3 separate regions of the Homo sapiens genome follow, and all the other regions are linked to region 1. Evidence: chromatin contacts called from ENCODE Hi-C or POLR2A ChIA-PET data. All regions are on one chromosome and are shown on one strand. The core of a region is the stretch at or near the end of the contact, and the rest is flanking DNA. Distances in the headings are between cores, read along the strand shown.

Region 1 (2,915 bases), core at 131-2,630:
CAGGCGCCAGGGGCAGGCCCAATCCTGGCTCCAAGGCTCCTTACACAAGGCCCCTTCCTTCCCCACCCCGGGGCAGGGTCTGGGGGCCAGACAAGCACATCCTGGAGGCCGGGACTGCCTCCCACTCACTGTCACACATTCTGGGGGAGCCGGCCTCTTGCTTTGTGTACTCCTTGAGAAGGGAAAACTTCCTGTTTGTGAAGAAAAAAGTCCTGCAAATGGCAAGACAGCCCTTGGACATCAAAGTGTTCTTACAACACAGCATCCTAATGGCTTAAGTATCAATGAATCAGGGACATATGGATCCCATTTGCCATAAAGTACACACGGGCTTAAAAATCCTGAGGAAAAACGCCAGGCAAAATATGTTTCAGGTTTTATTGAACCAAAAAACTCTAAGAAGATAGATTTTCGACGGTCACCAAACCCAGAATACAGGTCTGGCTGCCCAGCTGACAGCAGAGAAGGCTTGGTTCCCTGAAGCCACGGTAGCTTAAGTCATTGCCCCTGATAGGAGAGACAAATTAAGTGAGATTTTGATGTAATTGAGATATAAAAGGGTTTTATGGGATCTTTTCCTTTGTAGGAACATTTTAAGTGTGTCTGAGAAGAGCCTAGCTAATTTTCTAGTGGAACAATAGGTTTGAAATTTAGATGATATGATCTGGGAGGACAGCAGTGCTTGGATGACCAGATTATCCGGGGTAACACCCAGAAAAGGACACTTCAATAACGCTGCCCAGGGAAGTCTCTTCTTTCCCACTCTGAAAATCTGCCCAACATGACAGGAAACGGAAGGAAAGATGGAAGGAAAGAAAGGCAGGAGCAAAAGGAAGAAAGGAAGACAAAGAAAGAAGGAAGAAAGGGAAGGAAGGAAGGAAAGGGAGAGAAGGAAGAGAAAAGAATGTTTTAACATTTTCCTGGAACTGAAGTGTCCACATCGGGAAACACTGTGTCACGCGCTAACATGTCTCAGCACCTGGGCTGCTTTTGTGTTCTGCATTCCATTTTTCTAGTCGTATATTTCTCCCTGGTTTGCAACCTTGCTTTGTGAAAAGTGTCATAAAGAAATGCTTTACCGTTAACGCACTCTGACTAGATCATATTTCAGGTTGCTACTCTCCAAGACGTTATCCCAACGAGAATCCGTGTACTGTGGAGTGATCTGTCGGAGCCCATTAGAGGGACAGATGAGAGGATTGGAATGGGGCCCGGGCTTTGTAATGAAACCTTAGCCCAGACAAGGGCCAAAGAGGGGGCTGTGGTTTGTCGGGTGCAGGAAGGAGGGGTCTTGAGGAATTCACGTGGCTTCACTCTGGACGGGTTCGAAGCAGCTCAGTGCTGAAAGATGAACATTCCTGTCTGTTGGCTCCTTGACCGTCCTTCACCCTTTGGTTGGTGAACCAGCTCTGACCACTGGTGCCTCATGCATGAGAACACCAGATTGCCACTTGACTTTATTTTTAGTGTTGATTGTGTGTGTATGTCTGTGTGTGTATGTGTGTGTGTGTTCTTGTCACTTTCAAGTGGAATATGGTATGTTATAAATAAAGCCCCACTTTCTCCTATTCTGATCACACACGATATGAGTGTTGGGGGGGTGGGGGTAGAGGAGGAGGGATCGGGGGTGCCTATTCAACACTGGTCCACATGCATCTGAGATTTCCTTTTGAAAATCCCAAGGCCTGGCCCACACTGACATGAAATTATTATGTACTTCTGTTGTACAACAAATTATCATCCTTTACTGTTGCAGCAGGCATTTCTATAGCGAATGCAGGTTGTAGTAATTTTGTCATACAGAGTAATATGTCACACAGACCATTCTGGATTTAGACCAATATATACAGTTTCTGGCCTAAGCAGTAACATATGTTTGGAGGAGAGATCTTTTCATTTTACTGGAATGGACAGTAAGTAGAAACACATTCCACATTTCTCTTTTTTCCTTTTATTTCTCCCTGCCCTGAAATTTGGCAGCCAGAGTCCTCCTTGCACTTGATCTCAGGTTTTCAGCTGCTTACAAACCATGATGCCCAGAGTGCTATGATGCCCATGCATTTAGCAACTAGTGGCTAATGAAAAAAAAAAATCACTGCTCAACAGGTTTCCAAGAAACCCTCCAAGAGCTGTTTGCAACAAATGCAAATGGCACTCAAAATTTGCCCAATAACATGCTAGCTCAAGTTCAGAAGTTTTCTGCAGCTGATTTTATGCTTTCGAAGTCTGGCTTGTGGAAACCTTTTTTTTTTTTCCTGTTTGTTTGATGAGTCTGAAAACTGCCCTGTGTGTGGAACAAAAGATGGGCAGTCAGGGGAGTGATGCCTTTGCTCCAGGCTCTACACATCCCCAACTCAGAGATACTCGGGTGTCTATGTGCCTGGACTCCCAAGAGGACACTGTTTTACTCTGCCGTTTGTCCAGAGAGAGGGGGTGAGGCAGGACAGTGAAGTTGCTAGCTGGTGGCATTTGCTGCTGCTGATCCTGGAGTTAGGAAAAGTGGCATTGGAGTTGAAGAAAAAAGGAAGGTAATTCATGTTGATGGGACACCTACTTTGTGCTTTGTACAAATTGGATTTCACTCAAATTCTCACAATAATGCCATTTCCTGGTGAGGAAACAGGTATTCAAATCCCACAGTTCTTCCGTGGGATTGGATGATCCGGCCTCCAGGCCTAGCACCTAGGCCCTCTCCTCTCCAGCGGGCGGTGGCTCAGTGCTCAGCACACCATCCATGGTCATACTTTATCTTCCATGTGTTTAGTTAATGCAGGCACTATAGGATTAGAAGGTCCTCAGGTGCAGGGACCCTGGATTTACTGTATGTATCTTATTCCTCACTTTGGGCCTTGCCTTAGTGGAGAGACTCCTTTAGAACAGTTGTTCTCAACTGGGCATGGTTTTGTCCCCGAGGA
Region 2 (2,915 bases), core at 118-2,617, 60 kb after region 1:
TGGTGGTTTGTCCAAAACACTACAGTAATTAGGTCACTCACTGCCTAGAACCCTCCATGGCTCCCTTTTGCCCTCAGGATAAAGACCAAGTTCCATAACTGAGCTCTTCTGGATCTCATGCCTTCAAAACTTAGTTGAAATGTTCCCTCTTCCCTGACTGTTTGCACTCTCACACACAGTTTTGTAATTTCATTGTTTACACATCAATATCCCCCACTAGACTGTAGGCAACTTCAAGGGCAACATGAGTGTTGAGTCCAGAATTTGATCATAGTAGGCAATGAAGGAATGTTTGTTGAGTAGATAAATAAATAAATTATCTAAATTGAGTTCTAGTTCTTCTGTCAACTGAGTGTATGATTCTGGGCAGTTTATTTCTCCCTCTGAGACTCAATTTCCTCATCTGTAGATTAGGGTGAATAAGGTTTTCCTTGCCTATTACATTAGCTATAGTTTTTAAACTCCAGGCCCTTTTGGAGGACAGAATATTTGCAATTCCAGGGGATGTGGGACCACAGCATACCATGTCTGAGGATTTTGGGGGAGAGTAATGAGATAATTGATGCAAAAATGCTTTGGAGCCTGTACAAAGTTAATGGATTGTTGTTCAGACCCAGTCCCTGCCTTTGGAGCTTACATTCTAGAAGGGAGATAGAAACACATGGGGTGCATTCTCTTATCACCCACCCTAGTCCATGGCAGGTATTACAAATCATTCACTGCACTTTAAGCAGGCATCTCCAATTGATTCATATCGAACTGGGAGATACAATCTATTTGCCATTCTGGCTACAGAAGGAGAAACAATCTTTCCAATCCCAGACAACCATGTTAAGTGCCTCATTGACCCCAGAGAATCAAAACCTCAGCCTCTGTTTATTGAGCACTGGCTTCAAGCCTGGTCCTCTCCCCACATAATCTCTTCCAATCTTCATGACGATCCTGCAAGTCAGAGACTATTTACTCCCATTCTCCCCTTTCACAGACCAATCTCTGAGACCAATACCTGGGGCTGCTGACCCCAGTCCACCCATTTGAGCCTGGGTCTGTCTCCAAAGGACACGCTCTTGCCACCCTTCCACACTACCTCTCTCAAACAGGAGTGCAGCAGGTCAGGCACGGGCCACAGATATCAGTGGAGCCATCCACAGGGCTGTAGAGAGAACTAACACCCAGCTACACCTTTTCCGGCAGGAATTTTTTGTTCCTGCTGTATTCAGAGGGCCTGCCAGGACTGGAGTCTGTCTGTTGGGAAAGGCGGCTCATGCTATTTTGATATTGAACCCATGTCCACGGGCCCAGTGATGGACAAGCCTTTTACACATCTCACAAATAAAACTCACAGAGTCATTTTCAGCTTGGCCCGAGCTGTGGGCACAGCCCCAGAGGACTTGGCTCTGCTAATTCTCTCATCAGCCTAATAGGAGAACAATTATCACAGTCAGGATACAAATTTAGCTCCAGACACTTCTCTGGGAACTCAGAGGGCTTGTGACTTATGGCTTCATTTTAAAGAGGAGCAGATTGTTGACATGAACTCTGGGTAGTTCTCATTTTTCTCGAGGAACTAAGCTGTACTTGCTGTTAATGGTAGAATCATTAGGTCATGGCTGAGGTCCACAAGAGGATAGGAAACCCAGCAGCTTGGATGTAGGCTGAGCTCTCTATAATTAACCTAATAGCCTGTTTATTTGACTATCTCAATTACAGACTCATTTAAATAGCATTAAAAATAAAAGATGAGCCCCAGGAGCAGCAGAAGAAACATAAGGATGCTCTTTTGTCCAAGATTTCATAGGACACTATTTGAATGCATAAAAAGCCACTGATAGAGCAGCCACCAGGAAAACTTTCTTTAAAAAACTTTAAATTGAGGCAAAAAAAATGCAAACATGAGCAAGACTGAGCACCCGCAGGCATGTTTTATAGCGAAGTCAAATGATCAGGGTTTGGATGTCAGCTCTGCCAGGGGTTGGATGAAACTTGTGCGAGTCATCTAATCTCTGGAAACCTCACTCTCCCCCTTGGAGGATCCATGGAAAGGGGTCAGCTGATATGGATTACCATCATAGCTAACACATCTTGAGCATTTATGTGCCAGGCATTGTTATACACCCTTTATTTACAGTAACTCATTTAGCTCTTACAGTTCCACGATGAAATAAGTGGTATTATCATCTTCCATTTTACAGACGAGGAAGCCGAGGCACAGAATAGTTAAGTGACAAAACAATGCTCAAGGTACCAGTGTGTGGAGTGTGGAAGCTGGGATTTGAAAGCAGGCAACCTGGCCCCAAAGTCTATGTGCATAACCTCTAGTCTACCCTGCCCTGGGAAGAACCTGCACCACCAGAGGCCTTCAAAACATGATTAAGTTGAATCTATTTCTTTTTCTTTGTGTTGCAAGCGTGGCTTTCCGATGGTTGTGCACATTTTTCTATCTGATATAAATAGCTTTTTTATTTTTCTCCCTCTGTCCCCGCTCCAAATATCAGTCAATACTGGAGAGAAAATAACTGTTTCTGGTTCATGGTGACAAGGTCAAGGCTCCTTTGGAGAATGCTTGTTGGTGCTGTCTCCGTCCTGGGCTGAGAAATCACGGCATTTATTTTAAGCTGAAACTTTCTTATATTTAAAGCTTGTCATCAGGCTGAAGTTTGTTTATTGCATTCCATAATTATGATGAATATATTTTAAATAGAAAAAGATTTGAAATGTAGGACAGCTGCAAAAAATATGGTGTCAATCACTGAGAATCAGCCCACATCTGGAGTTAGAACTTGGGTGGGAATGGCTTGTTTTGCATTTTTATGACCAGATGCATCCAGATTAGATGTACCTTATAAACTTCACCCAGACAACTGTCAGGGCCAATCAGCCTTAATTGAATGCGACATTTTCTCCACCAATCCGCC
Region 3 (2,915 bases), core at 184-2,683, 33 kb after region 1:
CTTTTTTTCCTTAACATTATGTCATGAGCATTTCCTCCCGTTATTGCACATTCTTTCAAGGCTACATAATATTCCTGGGTATGGACATTACCTACCTTATTTAACTCTTCCTTTATAATGAATGTTCGATTTTCTGAGCATTAGTTTTTTTTACAAATGCTTGCCCACAGCTCTTTTATTTCTCTAGGATTGATTCCTTCAGGAGGAATTACTGGGTGAAAGTGGATGAATCTTTTAGAGAATATGAATCTTTTAACACATACTGCTACGTCGTCCTTTGGAAGGGCTGTAACTGGAGCAGTGCAGGGGGGTACCTACTCCATTATACCCTTGATTTAACCTTGAGAGCTCTGCCTGTTTTACTTTGCAAAACGCTATTGCTACTTGAATCATTCCTGAGCTAGGACCCAAAATGGCTACTGCCTTCACTGGGCATGGCTTTGTGACATTAAGTCAGCCAGTTAACTCTTGACTCCATTTCCCCATTCTTACCACGATGTGTTCTTTAAATTCAGATGATTTCAGCTTAAAGTTGGAAATACTGGTTCACATTCCAGCTTCAGCTTTTTAAGATTGTATTTCTTAATCTGCAAAATGGGAATAATACCTAGATTACAGAATAATGATGATTAAAAAACAAAACAAAACATCACAACAACAAAATACGTAAATTGCTTAACACCATGCGCGGCACATAGCAGATGCCCAATGAATATTACAATTATCTTCTTTCCTCTCTTTATCCTCAACATAGAAAGCATTTGAAAAGTCAGGAAAAGTAGCATTAATCTATCAGATTTCTAGTTGAAGAGACCAAAGCTCAGAGAAGTGAAGTAACTTGCCTAAAGTCCTGGTAGCTGGTAAAAGACAGCATGAGGTCCACTCCCAAGATCTAAAAGAGGGGACAGCTGCAGGGCTAAATACGGCCTAGGCATCTGTTTTATTTGGCCCACATAACCAAAAATAAGTAAGAAAATAGGATAAAATTAAATAAAGACAACGTTTAAAAAGAGGAGCTTTTACATCCAGATATGATTTCTGGTTTTTCTTGAGAAACATTCAATCTGGTGACGGGGCTGGTGGAGTCCACTGGTGCCTGTCCCCTTTGCAGAGGCCACGCATTTCCAGTTCTCCAGGTCTACACTGGGTGTCCGTGGGTTTGAGATACTGCGCGGTTCCTGGGTGCACTGGAGTTTGCGACCCCTGCTCTGACCCACTGTGATATTTCAATGTAGGGCTTCTGGCCACCTCCCAGGGTACGCGCTCCCGCTAACCTCAGACGGCGCGGGCCCGGACGCCCGCCCCGAGGCCGGAGAATTGCCCACCGAGCCAGGTCCTGCGGAGGCCCGTTGTAGTCAAAGAATGTGAACGTACATTGTTCTCCGCCCAGCCGCATTCATGCGGGGTGAGCTCACCCTGGCCCGCTGCCTCCTTCCCCCAATCTCTCCAATTAAAAACATATTACCTTCCCGCTCCGCCAGGAGCAGCCCTGGGCCGCAGCTTTATTTTATAAACACATTTAGACAAGTTCAAAAAGGAATGATTCATGCTGGACCTGAGCACTCCTAAAGGCGAGGGCTGCTGAGCATTTTCACAGGGCACGCATCCTGAGCCGGACCAGGCCCGGCCCTCGGGGGGTATCATCTCTCCCGCTCGAAGGCCGGGATTACCTGGATGCAGCTGGAAGGACTTACCCACAAGGCCACCTTTCGGCACTCCCAGCGCAGCCTCAGTCAGGGGTTGCGCCCAGACCAGATCTAGCCACCGGGGGCTCCCGGAGGGGAAGGGCGCAGGCCCTGCCCCTCCCCCGCTGGGAGGCTTCCTCTGATCCCCAATCCTGTCCCCCAACCCCAGTGACCCCTCCTCCTCTCTCCTGAGCGGCTCAGCTCAGAGGCTTCCAGGCCCACCCTACCACCCTGGGTGAATTCCCTCCTTCAACCCACTCCATGCAGCACTCCTGGAGGGTGTACCCTGGAGGGTCTTTTATGCTCTTTCCACAGAGCCAGGCTTAGTGTCTGGCACAAGGAAGGGCACGCGGCAGGTGTCAGATAGAATCACAGTAGCAAGAATGAGGAGCTTGTTGAACAGACAGCATTGAGAGGATGCCAGGCACATACTTAGTAATTTACATCTATTCTTTCATTTAATCATCACAAGCACCCTGTGAAGTAGGTGCTGTTTGTGACAAGGCCATTTCACAGATGAGGAAATTAAAGAGTGGCGGGATTCGGTTTCAGCTGGACTTTACCTACAGGGTTAGCCTTAGCTGTCAGAAGTGAAAGAGCCCATTGGCCATTTGATCTTGTCACTTGACTTGACAGGTCTACAAACGGAGGCCTGGACAGGGAAAGACGTCCCTGAGACTATAAAGGATGGCGTAGCCTCAGCAGGAGACCCAGCTCCCTGCCTCTGTGGGGCACCACGTCGTGCCAGCCCCTGGCATCACGCCTGACACATAGTACGAATTCAGTGGATATTTCTGAAGGAGTGAATTTTTTGTGACACTCCCCCTCAGACCTCAGTTACCCCGACTGTATCTTACTCATATCTGAATCCCCAGTGTCCAACATCAGACCTAGAACAAAGTAGGTTCTCTAAGGATATCTGTTGAAGCAATGGATCAGCGTCTGATTGTGCCATTAGCCACTGCACTTTAATCCTTCATTATTAGTTTACAGTTACTGGGTTATTAATTTTCTCTCCTCAACTGAAGGGTAAACATGGGATCTTCTCCCTCCTTCATAGGCACGGCTATGCTTGGCACACAGAGGTGCTAATTCCATGGATGATCACTCACTGGTTCTTGCCCTCATTACTCTCTATTGAGCACCTACTATGTGCCAGGCACTGTGCCAGGTTCTGGCCAAGAGGTGTGATACAAAGGCAAGTCCAACCATGACCCACCCCCAGGAATG

What was found. Hi-C counts contacts between places; a loop is a spot of excess contacts on that map. ChIA-PET counts read pairs that join two places held with the same protein, here RNA polymerase II (POLR2A). Pooled maps may share reads with other maps.
Region 2: a map of Right ventricle myocardium inferior shows a loop between it and region 1 (4-fold over the local background). The contact joins two enhancer-like sites. A Hi-C loop is called at or near these places in 3 of 168 maps with a recorded cell type or tissue (Right ventricle myocardium inferior, astrocyte of the cerebellum and gastrocnemius medialis) and 3 of 50 pooled maps. POLR2A ChIA-PET finds 5 or more read pairs at or near these places in 3 of 52 experiments (H1, MCF 10A and activated CD4-positive, alpha-beta T cell).
Region 3: a loop to region 1 is called in a pooled map, with 5 times the contacts of the local background. The contact joins two enhancer-like sites. A Hi-C loop is called at or near these places in 1 of 168 maps with a recorded cell type or tissue (GM11168) and 1 of 50 pooled maps. POLR2A ChIA-PET finds 5 or more read pairs at or near these places in 3 of 52 experiments (H1, MCF 10A and activated naive CD4-positive, alpha-beta T cell).

The regions. Positions count from the first base shown.
Region 1 is chr5:171,699,723-171,702,637 of GRCh38, reverse strand. No RefSeq gene overlaps it. Among named protein-coding and RNA genes, the nearest start is that of SMIM23, 85 kb to the left of the region's middle. Within about 2 kb of position 1,380, at least 3 of the 41 ENCODE cell types and tissues checked have a DNase peak (open chromatin) inside an H3K27ac peak, as active enhancers do.
Region 2 is chr5:171,639,228-171,642,142 of GRCh38, reverse strand. No RefSeq gene overlaps it. Among named protein-coding and RNA genes, the nearest start is that of SMIM23, 150 kb to the left of the region's middle. Within about 2 kb of position 1,367, at least 3 of the 41 ENCODE cell types and tissues checked have a DNase peak (open chromatin) inside an H3K27ac peak, as active enhancers do.
Region 3 is chr5:171,666,490-171,669,404 of GRCh38, reverse strand. No RefSeq gene overlaps it. Among named protein-coding and RNA genes, the nearest start is that of SMIM23, 120 kb to the left of the region's middle. RefSeq lists enhancers at 580-1,157, 1,158-1,736. Within about 2 kb of position 1,433, at least 9 of the 41 ENCODE cell types and tissues checked have a DNase peak (open chromatin) inside an H3K27ac peak, as active enhancers do.